Regions from separate parts of the Homo sapiens genome. Here all the other regions are linked to region 2. The links are chromatin loops, found by intact Hi-C in ENCODE. Cell type or tissue: endothelial cell of umbilical vein. All regions are shown on one strand.

What was found. Hi-C counts contacts between places; a loop is a spot of excess contacts. Peaks named below come from ENCODE experiments on the same cell type or tissue, not always from the same donor. Only the 100,000 strongest peaks of a DNase experiment are listed, where the experiment ranks them.
Region 1: a loop joins it to region 2, with 8 times the contacts of the local background. A loop is called at or near these places in 23 of 110 quality-filtered maps.
Region 3: a loop joins it to region 2, with 12 times the contacts of the local background. A loop is called at or near these places in 10 of 110 quality-filtered maps.

Annotation. Positions count from the first base shown.
Region 1 is chr2:201,620,229-201,622,728 of GRCh38, reverse strand. It overlaps TMEM237 (transmembrane protein 237), which reads left to right. Exons shown (of 13, transcript NM_001044385.3): 13 at 1-2,500. Among named protein-coding and RNA genes, the nearest start is that of CATSPERT, 2.3 kb to the right of the region's middle. In endothelial cell of umbilical vein, no CTCF peak of the experiment used is centred here; DNase peaks (open chromatin) are centred at 308 and 1,258; H3K27ac peaks cover 1,731 bases.
Region 2 is chr2:201,235,319-201,237,818 of GRCh38, reverse strand. It overlaps a transcript of CASP8 not described here. Among named protein-coding and RNA genes, the nearest start is that of CASP8, 24 kb to the left of the region's middle. In endothelial cell of umbilical vein, a CTCF peak has its summit at 1,289 (motif pointing left); a DNase peak (open chromatin) is centred at 1,258.
Region 3 is chr2:201,706,948-201,709,447 of GRCh38, reverse strand. ALS2 (alsin Rho guanine nucleotide exchange factor ALS2) reads left to right here. Exons shown (of 34, transcript NM_020919.4): 28 at 1,457-1,579; 29 at 2,426-2,500. Among named protein-coding and RNA genes, the nearest start is that of MPP4, 9.6 kb to the right of the region's middle. In endothelial cell of umbilical vein, a CTCF peak has its summit at 1,505 (motif pointing right); a DNase peak (open chromatin) is centred at 1,527; H3K27ac peaks cover 1,105 bases.

The sequences.
Region 1 (2,500 bases), 380 kb before region 2:
TTGCAGATATGATTAAGGTTATGAACCTTAAAACGGGGACATTATCCTGTATTATCCAGAAGGGTCCAGTGTAATCTTATGAGTCCTTAAAAGCAGAGAAGAAAGCCTTTTATGTCTGTGGTCAGAGAGGTCAGAAGTTATGATATTGCTGGCTTTGAAGATGGAAGAGGGGGCCATGAGCCAAGGAGAGTGATGACCTTGCAGCTGAGTACGGCCCTTGGCCAACAATGAGCAAGGAAATGGATTTCAGTCACATAACCACAAGGAACTGAGTTCTATGAGTATCCCAAATGAGCAAGGAAACAAATCCTCCCCTAGAGCCAAGAAAGGAAGGCAGCTCTGTGGATACCTTGGTTTTGGCCTGGTGCTGCCCATGTCATACTTTTGACATACAGAACTGTAAGATAGCAAGTGTATGTTGACTAAGCTGCTAAATTGGTGGTGATTGCTTATGGCAGCAATAGAAAGCTATATATCCTAGAGAATAAAGAAGGCTAGAGCTGCTGTGGAATGCACTTGGGAAAGCTGGCTACATTGATAATATGTAACTGCCATGGGCATAGTTGCCTTTGTATTCTTCCAGGTCTGGGAAGTACAACTTAGACTTCAGATCTCGTAATGACCCAGGAGGCATATAAACCTGAGCAGCTAGTGGCCCTGTACAAGTCCTTCATCAGGGAAAAACATTGAGTATTCCCTGATTAAGGACTTGTACAGAGGACTCTGTTTTCCCTGGTGTTTCTGGTGTGTCTCAAAAATTGTTTGACTGTGATGACAGGGAAGTTTGGAAGAAGTTCACTGCTAATGCATGTCTCCAGGAAGCAGGGAATGATCTCACAGTGACACTTGAGGCACATTGCTGAGGCCGTCGATGAGAATTCATGTAACTTTCTCCAGCTTACAGTGGACTAGATTGACATGCAAGCTGATCCAGTCCAATTGGTAGGGCATCATGGTTTCTCATTACTCACTGACTTAAAATACTTTTATTGCCATCCTGGTGAAGCACTGCACTGGGTAGATAACACAGGGGCACCTTGCTGATCAGAGCCCTTGGCCAGGTACAAAGAGCTCAGTTTCTAAAACTCTGTCATTTCAATAATGTTATAAATTGAATCATACAGTATGTAATTTTATGGGATTCGCTTTTTTTCTGTTGATCTCTTTTTTTCTGAGTCATCTCAGCTGTTGTGTGTATCAATAGTTCATTTCCTTTTACTGTTTTGTTTGGTTTAACTCATTGACCTATTGAAGGATATCTGGGCTCATTCCAGTCTGTGAATAATGCTGCTGTGGACATTCATGTGCAAGTTTTTGTGTGAACATTAAGTTTTCATTTCTTTAAGATAAATGCCCAGGAGTGAAACTGATGGGTTGTATGTAGTTACAAACTGCCAAGCTGTTTTCCAGAGTTGGCGGTACCATTCTAATTTCCCATGACAATTTTTTGAAGAGTCCAAGCTAGTTGCTTTAGAGTGCCTCACCTACATTTTTTAATTGTCTGACTTTTTCCTAATGACATCACTTAATTTGTTCCTCAATCTCCTGAATTTCCTATAGACTGGAGGTTAGGTCTGGTGGTTTGATTAGATTTTTTAAAAAAATATGACTTCATCTGTGATGCTGTGTACTTTATGTTGCATAACATGAACCCTAAGAACAGAGTGAGCTGCTGGACAGCAAGTTTCATGGGGTGCAGTAATTAACACACCACATAGTATAAATCTGAAATAATGACAAATGTGTTAAGGGCCTTGGGATATTGGGCCATGTACTCTGAGGAGCACAAGGTGAGGTGCAGGTTCCTGCCCCTAAAGAACTCTATCTTTTGAGATTAGCAACTAACAGTGTGAGCCCACTAATAGGATGTGAAAGTTGTCAAAATCAAGTTCTGGTCATTGTGTTAAAAATCCTAACAAATAGAGCTGGGGAAGGCCGTGAAAGGACGATTTTCATGCACAGATGTCTGATAATGAGGACTATCATTAAAAGACTGCACAAAACCACACCTTGCACAAAGGCCATCACAACCTGACACACACAAAAAATACTTCTATGAGGACATTTGCCCAGCAACTCCCTGTCCAATGTCCAACTGGCAACATCCTTGTTATTGATCCTTGTAGCCAAGGATAATTCTCTCAAAACAATCATTTTTGCTTTAAAAACCGTTGTCTTCCTTGACCTCCCTGTATATGCACATAGTTTACTGTGGCACTTGTATTCTTATTGCAATGCCTACTCCTGAATAAACATCATTTTCTTTCAGAGAGTCTCCCTCTCTGTTATTTAGGCTGACAAGGATATGCCAAGAAGTAGCTTGGATATAGCAGTTAACTCTGCCTTTAGGATATGTGTATGGGGATATAAGAGTTAACTAAAAGCTGACCTTTGAGTTGGTCCTTGAATAAAAGAAGAATAGATTCCAAAAATAAGAGGAATAAATAATGATCCTGAGCTAGGAGAGTACATTTTGCAGACCTTTGGTTTCCATATTAAG
Region 2 (2,500 bases):
GCTTTGGCACAAAGGCCAAAGACTACTAGGCTCAACGTTAATTCCTGTCTTTCTGGGCCAAGATAAAGCCAGAAGACACAGAGCCATCCACTGATGCACCAGTAAATTAATGACTTTACAAACCAGCATGCATTCTTGCGGGGAGTGTGTGCAAGTGGGAAAAAAACTGTCTGGATATCAAAATCAGTCACCAAGCTGTATATTTACAACTTGTGAATTCTTCAGTATTTATGTAAGGTTTCGATACAAATTTTACACCAGAAAATCAACATGACTCACTCCAGTCTTCTAATTTTCTATTTTTCCTCCGAGACCTTGCTGGATGTTTTCTTTTCTTTTTCTTTTTTCTTTTCTTTTTTCCTTTTTTTTTTTTTTTTTTTACTCTGAAGATCTACTGGAGAGATGTTTTCATAAAGATAGAGAAAAGGGTCTGGACAAGGTGGCTCACGCCTGTAATCCCAGCACTTTGGGAAGCCGAGGCGGGCAGATCACTTGAGGTCAAAAGTTTGAGACCAGCCTGGCTAACATGTTGAAACCCCATCTCTACTAAAAATACAAAAATTATCTGGGCAAGGTGGCAGGCATCTGTAATCCCAGCTACTCAGGAGGCTGAGGTGGGAGAATCTTTTGAACCTGGGAGGCGGAGGTTGCAGTGAGCCAAGAACGTGCCACTGCACTCCAGCCTGGGCGACACAGCAAGACTCTGTCTCAAAAAAAAAAAAAAAAAAAAAAATAGAAAGGGGTCATACTGGGGAAAAGGAACAAACACAGACGCACTGAAAAGAATCCAAATGGTTAAGAATATGACAAAGAGAATCAGAGACTACGAAGATTTAATTCAGGAGGGTGGGGATAGAAATAATTTGACACTGCTCTTCAGCTAAATTTATTCTTTACTTGAAAACTTCTGTCTGGCCAGGCACAGTGGCCCACGCCTGTCATCTCGGCACTTTGGGCAGCCGAGGCAGATGGATAGCTTGAGCCCAGGAGTTCAAGACAAGCCTGGGAAACATGATGAAACTCCATCTCTACAAAAAATGCAAAAATTAACTAGGTGCGGTGGTGCGCACCTATATTCCAGCTACTCGCAGATGGGGAGCTGAAGTGGGAGAATCACTTGAGCCTGGGAGGTTGAGTCTGCGGTGGGGCCAGGGTTCGGTAAGCCGAGGTCACACCACTGCACTCCAGCCTGGGCGGCAGAGCCAAACTCTTGTCTCTAAAAAAAGACTTTTTAATAGAATTTTCATGTTGGCTTGCTGCCCTCTGGTGGAATTATTAGGGTTTATCACAAACACTGTGGAATTCACTCTGGCAATGACCACTAACACAAAATACCGATGGTTCTTGGGCATAACTCTCCCCCTGGGGAGTTAGATCTTTGACTTCATGGCGTCAGGAATTTGTTATTGGCCTGGACAACAGAAACATGTCTGGAAAATCCCCAAATATTTGGAAATGAAATAACACAACTCTAAATAATCCATGGGTCAAAAAAGAAATCAAAAGGAAATTATGTAGTATTGAATTAAATTAAAATCAAAACAAAATATCAAAATGCATGGGATGCCGCTAAAGCAAGGCTAGGAGAAAATTTACAGAACTAAATGCCTAAAAGGAGCAGGGGTGGGGAGGGGCAGGAGGACAGGATTCAAGAGGGCATACGAAATATTTTGGAGGTAATATATATGTTCACTATCCTGACTGCAGTGATAGTTCCACTCAAATATATACAGTCATACGTCACTTAATGACAGGCATAAGTTCCAAGAAAAGCATCGTCAGTGATTTCGTCATTATGCCAACATCATAGAATGTACTTATGCAAAACCTAGATGGTATAGCCTACTACACACCTAGGCTATATGGTCTAGACTATTACTCCTAAGATGCAGACCTACAAAGCATGTTACTGTATTGAATATTGTAGGCAATTGTAACACAATGGTAAGTATTTGCATATCTAAATATATCTAAACATAGAAATGGTACAGTAAAAATACCGTATTATAATCTTATGAGACCACCATCATATATGTGGTCGGTCATTGACTGAAATGGCACATGAATATATATATGAGTGTGTCTATATGACTGTCATATATGTCATACATATGTCAAAACTTATCAAATTATATACTTTATATGCCATTTGTTGTATATCAATCATATCTCAGTAAAGCTGTTTTAAACAACATGTGGCTGTACTATTAGGTAGTACAACTCAAGTGCAATTACTAAGAGAATACTAAAAGCATGCATAATTAACAAGCTAATAAAGGAGTAAGGTGAACTTTCTAAAATTACTTAATTCGTCTAAAAGAAATCAAGAAAGTAGAGAAAAGTGAATTGATGCCACGAATAAAAAACAACTGGAAATATAGTAGATTTTAGCCCAATTATATTGACAATTACATTAAATGAAAATGGACTAAATACTGTAATTTTAAGAAAAGTACCTTCCAGAATACATTTTTCTATAATAAAAGAAAAACTTGAACAA
Region 3 (2,500 bases), 470 kb before region 2:
TTCTATGTAATAGCCATCATTCTAGGCTCTCAAGGGATTTATCAGTGAACAAAGACAAACAGTCTTTGCTGTCATGGAGCTTACATTCTAATGGGGGAAAAGAGTAAACATAAAAAATATATGTAGTATGTCAGATAGTGATTAGCACTATGGAGAAAAATAAAGGGAAAGAGTACTAGATGTGAGATGCTATTATTTTGAAGAGAAGGTCAGAGCAGACTGACTAATACGGTGGTAGTATTTGAGCAGAGACTCGAAGAAGGCAATTAAATGAGACAGTAAGCATCTTTGGGAAGAGAGTTCCAGGCAACAAACAGATTTAAGCTTGTGAGATATAAGATCTTTTACTGAGTTGAAGCCAACAAGTAAATACTATAGTGAGATAATTATACAAAAGTTTGTAAATTTGTCCCAGAACTTCCATATATTGTTTGCCTCAACATTGGAAATGTTTCAGGTTTTGAGGGAGAAGTGTGGTCTATTAAAAAGATCACTAGCCTGGGCTAGCTCTGACATTAGCTAGATGAGTATAATGAAAGTAAGTGTCCTGACCTTTTTTAGTTTTTTTCAACTATACAATTAGGGCAGATGGAGGTGCAAGATGTAAGTCTACAAAAATAGAGAAGACTGCATATTGCCTTTAAAGGGTCAAAATTTAAGTCCGTAAAAATAAGAGAAAATAAACTTATTTATGGTAGAGTACACTAGCATACAAGAAGTCAGAGATAAAATCTATGGCAGAACTCAAAGCCCAGGAAAAAAAATTCCTCACCAATTTATCCCCTTGATCATTTGAAAAATTAATTTTCAGCAAGTTTTAAAAACACATTTTTAAATTTTAGGTTGAGTACAGAGGGAAATAATAGACACTGAGGACTCTAAAAGCGGGGAGTGTGTGTGGGAGGGTGAGGGTTGAAAACTTACTGATAGGATACAGTGTTCACTGTTCAGGTGATGGGTACACCAGAAGCCCAGACTTTACCACTACCTGATATATCCGTGCAACACAACTACATATGTGCCTCCTGAATCTATAAAAATAAAATAAAACTTTACATTGTGTCTTCTATAATTAATCATTTTTTCCCTTAATGTTGGACACTTAATTTCTGTCGGTGTTTGCTTATATTGTAGAAGAGTGGTCCTTGCTCAGAGTTAATATAAATTGACCTCAGATGAGATTTGCCAGTAAGGAACACATATCTCATATAGATCAGAATTCTCCATTCCTTGGTAACTAGACAGGAGAAAATCATAGCACGTGAAGATTTTGTAGTGGTATTATTCATTAGCTGCATTCTTAATTTTATCCTGTTAGAAACATCAGTTTTCTCAGGGAACTAAAATACTTAGTTGATAATAAAGCTTGCTCTCATAACTAATGGAAATGTGTTTTTATGCTTTTCAACCCCCCTAGAGGTATAATTGTATAATTATATTTTTTATTCTTCCTTAGGTTCTTATTTCCTGAGCTGCCTGAAGAAGGCAGCACAATTCCTCTCTCTGCTCCTCTGCCAACCGAAAGGAAGTCTTTTTGCACTGGGAAGTCAGATTCCCGATCTGAATCACCAGAGCCAGGGTAAATGGAGTTGGGTGGGGACAGTGAAGAAAGGGAATGGTGACTAGATGATCTTACTCAAAGAGTCCCAGCGAGAAAGTGTGTTCTCTAGATCTATTTCCTCATTTCTAAAATGATATGGTTGGGGCCAGGAGGGTTGGGGCCAGCCACAGTGGCTCACACCTGTAATCCCACACTTTGGGAGGCTGAGGTGGGAGGATTGCTTGATCTTAGGAGTTCAAGAGCAGCCTGGGCAAGATAGGGAGACCCCATCTCTACAAAAATAAAAAAAATTAGCAGGGCATGGTGGCACACACCTACGGGTTCAGCTACGTGGGAGGCTGAGATGAGAGGATCACTTGGGCCTGGGAGGTTAAAGGCTGCAGTGAGCTGTGACTGCACCATTGCGCTCCAGCCTGGGTGACAAAGTGAGACCTGTCTCAAAAAAAAAAAAAATGTAGCTGGGTAGGTGCCCCCTCTGAGGTCCCTCTTAGTTCTCTCAAGTACTATTAGCCATACCCCAGGAAAAAGCAACCACAGATGATCTGAGCACAAAGGCTGCTTAGCAAAGGAAGTAACATCACACTGTCCTAGAATAACCTCAGAGAAATCAGCCTCAAAATGGAAACAATGTAGGTTTTCAGTGAGATTTTTAATTCATGAAAAGAATTCACAGTTTCCTCTAAGACAAAATTATAGATAATGTCCTCATATCAACTCCATATGTAAAGAGCAGAGTAATATTATAACTTCTTTAAAACTTCCCATCTCTACTTTTGACTTTTTGAAACTGAAGCTCTACCTTGGATTCTGTATTCAATTTTAATATGAAAAATGCTCCTTTTCTCCCACTCCATTATTTTGTAGTTATGTAGTAACGAGTTCTGGATTATTGCTTCCTGTGCTGCTACCTCGGCTCTACCCACCGCTGTTTATGCTTTA